Regions from separate parts of the Homo sapiens genome. Here region 2 is linked to region 1. The links are chromatin contacts, found by Hi-C in ENCODE. All regions are on one chromosome and are shown on one strand. The core of a region is the stretch at or near the end of the contact, and the rest is flanking DNA. Distances in the headings are between cores, read along the strand shown.

Region 1 (3,438 bases), core at 692-3,191:
GCTTTTTTCCTCCTTTAGCTTTGATACTTATTCTTCATATATTTCAAAATTCTCTTACGTTCACCTATACACTTAAAATTGATAATGGCTTGTGGTTATTTACCATTTTATCATTATGAAATATTTCTCTTTGTCTCTAGAAATATTCTTTGTTGTGATGGCTACTTTTGGAAATCTGTATATGTTTATATAATTCATATATTAGCAAGGCTTCTAACATTTGGCATCTATTGTTCGTTAAACTATTATACAGAACTGAGGAAACAGTGTATACATAGGCACAGAGGCACGGACAAAAATGACAGGACTGTTTCAGGGCCAGTAAGATTTGATGAGGCCGCAGCATCAGTGAGGACAGAGGAATGGAGGTTTCCATTTGGCCCTATACGCTGTGTTATGGCTCTTGACTGTATAGCATAAAGGTCTGGGACAGTCTTTGCAGTCTCATGGTCCCAGGTTTAACTTCTGAATCTACCATTTATTAAACTTGTAACCTTGGACAAGTTACTTAACCTCTATTTCCTCATATGTAAAATGGGGACAAATAATAGCACATACTTCATGTGTTTTTAGAAAGATGAAATTATATATATATTGCATACATACACATTACGTCTATATACACAAATACAGTGCTTAGTAAAGTGTTCAATAAATATCTATTTTTATATGTATAACTAGTATTATATCATATAATATGTATATATTATATTACATGTATTATTATATATATTTTCATATAGTCTAGTCTCAATTTTCCTGCTGGCTTCAATTTTCAGAGATTTAATTAATTGCCCTTTTTGTTTGAAGTTTTCTTTTCTCCATTTGCTCCCATTCTCCCTGCCCCCACTCCCTTACCGTACTTTCTTAGTTCCCAACTTTCTGGGCCTCCTCCCTGCCCAAATTGGATTTCATAGCCTCAAGAACTGCAGACTGTACAATTAAGGTAGTTGCTGCTTGCTATCTTTCTCCTTTTGCCACTCCCCCATGAACCTCAGTAACTTGGCTACGATTTCAATTTCTGCTCTGAAAAAATGCACTTATTAGAATTTTCCAATTATCTGCAATATGAATGCAGATAACTGGGGCTGATGTACCTAGTTCAGAAACACACCCCATGTAGTTGTGATGAAAGAATAACACTTTTTGCAGAAGAAATGCTCTATATTTATGATAAATATTCTTAGCAAAAATTGTCAGTAGAGCTATAAAAGGACCTTTGGAAGGGGCACTTGAAAACTCGGCTCAGCAACTTCCTTTTCCACCTTGAAGTATCCCCTTCAAAAGAATTCCCAAACAGATGATGTTTGATGTTCCGGACCTCGCAGCATGATGCGAAAGAAAGATCATGGGTTTTGAAGTAGGTTAGTGCAGACGCCTACTCTTTGGGTTATTTCTCAGCCTGAGCGCGTTTCCTGGCTTGTAAATCGCATGTAGGAATCCTTTCCTAAATCCACATCCACAATAGTTTCCCTTATTATGGGTCTTCGTGCATCTTATACCTTTCATTATCATAGTTTCACTTTCCATTTAAGCATCTAATAACGTCAGCTTCCTATAGTGCATTGTAAGCTCCACAAGGCCAAGGACCACGAGAATTCACTGTACCCCTGTATCCCCAGGCTAAACCATCACTGTACACTCAAGAGTCTAGCACAGTGCCTGGCACACAGTAAACAGCAAGTGAATGACAAGCAGTTGGCAGTGGCCGGAGCTCCGTCGCTGGGGCGTGGAGAGGGCCGCCCCGGCCCGCAGTTCCCGCCCTGACACTGGGATAACTTCCCCCGCGGCTGCCCAGCGCCGCCCTGACCAGACCCTCTGTACCCCGACTTCTGTCCGGCCAGAAGCCACAGCCGCACGCAGCGCCTCGCCCCGTGACGTCACTCGGGGCGGGACTTCCGGCCGCCGAAGTTTAACAGTCCAGGCGGGAGCCGGAAGCCCAGCGCGGAGCCGGCCGCGGCCCCCTGTTGTGTTGCTGCGGAGAGGTGAGGTTCCGGAGGCCCTGAGGTCAGCGGGCCCCCGCCCGCCGCGTCCGCGCACCCTCCCGATCCTAAGACCCGCTCCGTCCCCCTCAGAGGGCGGGGCGGCGGTCCTTGGGCTTTGCGCGCCCGGAGCGGTTGCTGGGCGGGGGCGCGGCGGCGCGCTGGGCTGGGAAGTGTCCGGGGAGGCGCGGGCCGGGGTCGCGCACCTCCCGGAGCCTTGTGGGGTGTGCTGCCTCCGAAAAGTTTGCCTCGTCTCCACAAGTCTGTCTCCTTTTTTGTCAACCTCAAGTACTTTTCTTTTGGCAGGTACTTGGATGCATTTTACAGGTTAGCCTCACTTGAGCTGTTGTCCTGCAAGTAAAGTGTATTTTTGGTGATTGAAAGTTGGAGAACTTTCATTTCAGCTGAGTGGTGTAGTTGAATTGGTTCCTGTAGCCGCTGTCCCTAAACCCAGGCCGACGTTACCGCCTTGTGTCCTGACTGCTAGCTTTCGACGGGACCGTCTTTGAGGGACTCATGTAAAGTCTCTCCCTTAATGCTCAGTTCTTAGAAGACCGAGGTAGGTGGGCAGATGGTCCTCTTCCCCGCCCCGCTTTAAGAGCCGAAAACAAACATTAAATCACCCGGCGAGTTGTGTTTCCTAAGTTGGAGCAGGTCGTTTGAACCCAGTTTTTCTGAGCCCAGGCCTCAGTGATCTACCCACTACACCCCGCAGCTCACCAGGCCTGGTTACGATGCAGTTAGACACAGCTTGCAGTTGTGGTTTACAGGGCTTAGAGCTCGCTTTTCCAGCAATTCATTAGTTGTTCCTTGACTTGGGAACCAAGGGGGCACGTGTTACACATGTTTAAGGCTCCAAATCCAAACATTGTGTTACATCTCTGCAGGTGACTTTAATGGCTTTTAGTAGCACTGTATCGGATGAATGGAGCATAAGGAAGCACATGAGTGAATTACATTAACTTTTTGTCTCGAGAATGAAACGTTTCTATAATTCTGTCTTTAACTTGTCCTCTGAAATGGCTTATACTAGACGTAGGTGTGCTGTTGTATTGGTGACTCGGGGACCTGCCTGTGACATCACTAATGCTGTGCAGTAGTCTTGCACTTTCCATACTAGGAAGGTGTGGGAGGTATAATTCTGTGCCCTCTCCCTTTCCTTTTCTCCCATGTACTTTTGAGCATCTTTTTTTCTCACTTATCGTTCATTACTACCTGTTGCTCTTTAAAGTGCCTGTCTAGAGCAGCTTCTTTGCCTTCTGTTTTCTAGACTTCCTTGGTTTGTGAAATCACCTTGTTAGAATTACGTGTTTCAGCTGTATGCTCTGAATAAATGATTGAAGGCATCGTAGTCCAAGTATTGGTATAGGGACTTAGTGGCGTCTCATTTGACCATATTGCTAATTTTAGAGTTTTGGAAAAACTGGTGTGACTGGATTCTGACCTGCAGAAATGC
Region 2 (3,438 bases), core at 415-2,914, 1.4 Mb before region 1:
ATATTATCCAAACACCGTAAAAGGCAAGAAGGAGCGGCACAGGATTCTAACTAACAGGAAATGGCTAATTAAGGTCTGACATAGAGGCCGGGCGCAGTGGCTCACGCCTGTAATCACAGCACTTTGGGAGGCCAAGGCGGGTGGATCACCTGAGGTCAGGAGTTCGAGAGCAGCCTGGCCAACATAGTGAAACCCTGTCTCTACTAAAAATACAAAAATTATCCGGGCCTGGTGGCGGGCACCTGTAATCCCAGCTACTCGGTAGGCTGAGACAGGACAATCGCTTGAACCCAGGAGGCGGAGGTTGTGGTGAGCCTAGATCCACAATTGCACTCAAGCCTGGGCAGCAACAAGAGCGAAACTCCGTCTCAGAAAAAAAAAAAAAAAAAAAAAATCTGATATAACACAGGAAGTTCTTATGTTAACAAAATAGATACAAAATAGCAACAATGTCTAATCAATTCATGTTTGAAAAAAATACCAAATATGTACATTAAGGTTACAACTGCATAAAATGTAGTCATGCAAATAAAGATTAAAGGGATGAATTTGCATAGTTTAATACTCATTTTGTTCTTTTTTCTATATATTTAAGTGCATAATAATTCTGATTCAATAATGACCCCAGTGCACTTCTCCCACTCAAAACATCTAACCTCTATGTTGTACTTTTGCCCACCACCTGAATTTCTCAAATGCATTAAAAGCATTACATGAGGGCATCTCTTAAGATGAAATATTTAAAATTTAAGTATTTCTGGCATGCAATATGGTTTTTCCTGTAATTCCTTGAAAGCAAAATATTAATAATAGAAAAATCAAAACTCTTGCTTTCCTATTATAATGCCATAAAACCATTCTGGAAGGTCGTTTGGGAGATAGGAAGAGTCTTAGTTGCCTCCCTCTGATCTAGTAATTGGGCGGGGTCTTTTAAGGACTAAAATGATGTGAATAAATGAAGAGAAAAAGTGAAATGGGAAGAAAAGCAAAGGCAAGCTGTGTAAGGCATAGGTGGAGAGTGCTGAATAGTGTCTTCAATAAAATGCCTTAATACAATGATGTAAGCTAGGAAGAGGTGCGGAGTGGGAAGGGAAGAGGCTGGAGACAAATTCTCATTACTAGTGTTAGTAATTAAAGAGCAGATGTTTGTAGTTTAGCTTTTTCTTCATACTTATTACTACTTATTCAACTTTGAAATTTCCTCAGCTACCATTTTATTCATGATCTTCACTATCTAGGCCTAAATTATAGCATGCTCTAGCTCATTTCCTGAGCTCCAGAACCTCTCTATTGCAATTTTATTTTTACATAGCAATCATAGTCATTCTTCTCCTTAAATTTTCCTATTTGTTTTTTAACCCGTCTCATCGAATCTAAGCTTTTTACTGTAACATTAAAAAAAAGAAAAGAAAAAAGCCTCCTTCCCTGCCCACCTTCATCAATGATGTCCCCAAACTTACCTATTAAAACCTCAAAATCAGTCTTTCCCCAGGTCGGCCTTTGGATAACTCAGAGGTCAGTCCCTGCAGGATCGCCCAGTTTCCATCAGGGCAAATGCTGATCTCCTAAGTGAAAAGTCCTGGCGGCTGCCTCCAGTGCCCCCCTGCAAATCATTACAAATCAACCTCTTTCAGGTTTGGCTTAAACTCTCACCTCCTGGAAACTGCTTTCCTGAAGTCACAAACCGGGCGTGCAGATCCCCATCCCCCACCCCCAGCAGTGCATTATTATGCAGTCACTGCTTTTGTTCCGAGTTCTGAGCCTGCTTCTATTTGCATCGTAACCTCTTTGGGGGCCGGGACTGTGCACTTGCTCCCTTTCTATACCTCTCCACAGTTCCTAGTACCGGCCAAAAACACTGCTGAAATGCCTAATGAATCAACCAGAAGTTCCTTAGCATAATATAGGAGCGTGGAAGTGATGTTTAGGGGGGCTTCCCTTGCTTCCCTGATCCCCAGATGGAGAGAAATGGCAATTTGCCCTTCCAAGGTAAGCAGTTTCCTAAACCAGATAAAATTTTAACGATTCTGAAACCTAATGGATGTGTAACTACTCAATTCTGAGTTACTACACAAACAGTTTTGCCCTTTGTATCCTGAGAGAAAAGTACGAATGAATTAAAAGAAGACAAAACATTGTAAATTTCATAAACCTCAGAGTGGCTTTTTATGCTTTATGTCGATTTTTAGAATTTCCTAGTCCAGTCTTTCATGAATCGAAGAATATTTCAGGAATCATAATTGCAGACTAAAGAATTTATGAGCTTGTGAAATTTTAGGAATCACTTTTAAGACTTTTCAGAGTTTTACAGACAATGCTCTTACCTAATAACTAATATTCGCTTAACATTTTTTTCAACACCTAAATGCCTGGCACCATGCTAAGCATTGAGATATTCATAGCATTCATTTCAATGGTTATGAGGAGATGAAGGATTGAGCAGAGGAAGTGGGTAAAGAAACGCTAAATAACTCAGCCATAAACTTTTGATTAAGGTGTAGCAACACACTTCAGTTGAACTTTTTAAATGAGAGGAACCCAAACGACCTTAAATTTCTGGCAAATATGAAAGAAAGGAGTTGAGAAAAAAGGAGTATGGAAAAAAGAGCAGCAGATGTAAGCTATGGCCTTAGTGGAGGAAAGTGAGTAGAAGGGGCTTTAGAATTCGCCTTTTTTCTTTAATTCTAAGAATGAGGTTGGTAGCAGGTAAGGAAGGTAAATGCCAGCTGAGTAGATGGTACCAAAGTTGATTTGTTTTTAAAAGACCATTGTTTATTTGGTGGTCTGTCAGGGAAACTTGTACCTTGCAGGTGAATTTCCAACATAGGCCTACTGGAAACTGAAACCCTGAGCCCCAGGGTTTAGGTATAAATGGAAGCAAAATTGTGAAGTGAGTCCATTTCTCCCCCTTTTTAAACATAAACATCCACTCCACCTCCACCCTATACTCAGTTTTTCTTTTCTTTTCTTTTCTTTTTTTTTTTTTTTTTGAGACAGAGTCTCGCTCTGTCACCCAGGTTGGAGTGCCGTGGCGTGATCTCGGCTCACTGCAACCTCCGCCTCCCGGGTTCAAGCAGTTCCCCTGCCTCAGCCTCCTGAGTACCTGGGATTACAGGTATGCACCACCACGCCTGGTTAATTTTTGTATTTTTAGTAGAGACGGGGTTTCACCATGTTGGTCAGGCTGGTCTCCAACTCCTGACCTCGTGATCTGCCCGCCTCGGCCTCCCCAGGTGCTGGGATTACAGGCGTGAGCCACCACGCCTGGCCCACTCTATACTCACTTTTACAGGGATCCTCAGGATGCTGTGTCCAGGGCTTTACTGCAGTCTGTCTCTCTTCCTTCCCATCAAAACTCTTCCCATTTTGTTCAGGACAGGTACACCAACCTTTCATTCTCTCTTTTTATTTATTTTTAAAATGGAGACAGGGTTTTGT

Evidence for each region. Hi-C counts contacts between places; a loop is a spot of excess contacts on that map. Pooled maps may share reads with other maps.
Region 2: a map of naive thymus-derived CD4-positive, alpha-beta T cell shows a loop between it and region 1 (8-fold over the local background). The contact joins the promoter of USP44 here to the promoter of NEDD1 in region 1. A Hi-C loop is called at or near these places in 2 of 168 maps with a recorded cell type or tissue (both naive thymus-derived CD4-positive, alpha-beta T cell) and 6 of 50 pooled maps.

What each region holds. Positions count from the first base shown.
Region 1 is chr12:96,905,316-96,908,753 of GRCh38, forward strand. NEDD1 (NEDD1 gamma-tubulin ring complex targeting factor) reads left to right here and starts at 1,942. Exons shown (of 16, transcript NM_152905.4): 1 at 1,942-1,985; 2 at 2,289-2,541. RefSeq lists a silencer at 1,975-2,254 and enhancers at 2,495-2,584, 2,625-2,764.
Region 2 is chr12:95,549,812-95,553,249 of GRCh38, forward strand. USP44 (ubiquitin specific peptidase 44) reads right to left here and starts at 1,665. Exons shown (of 6, transcript NM_032147.5): 1 at 1,461-1,665.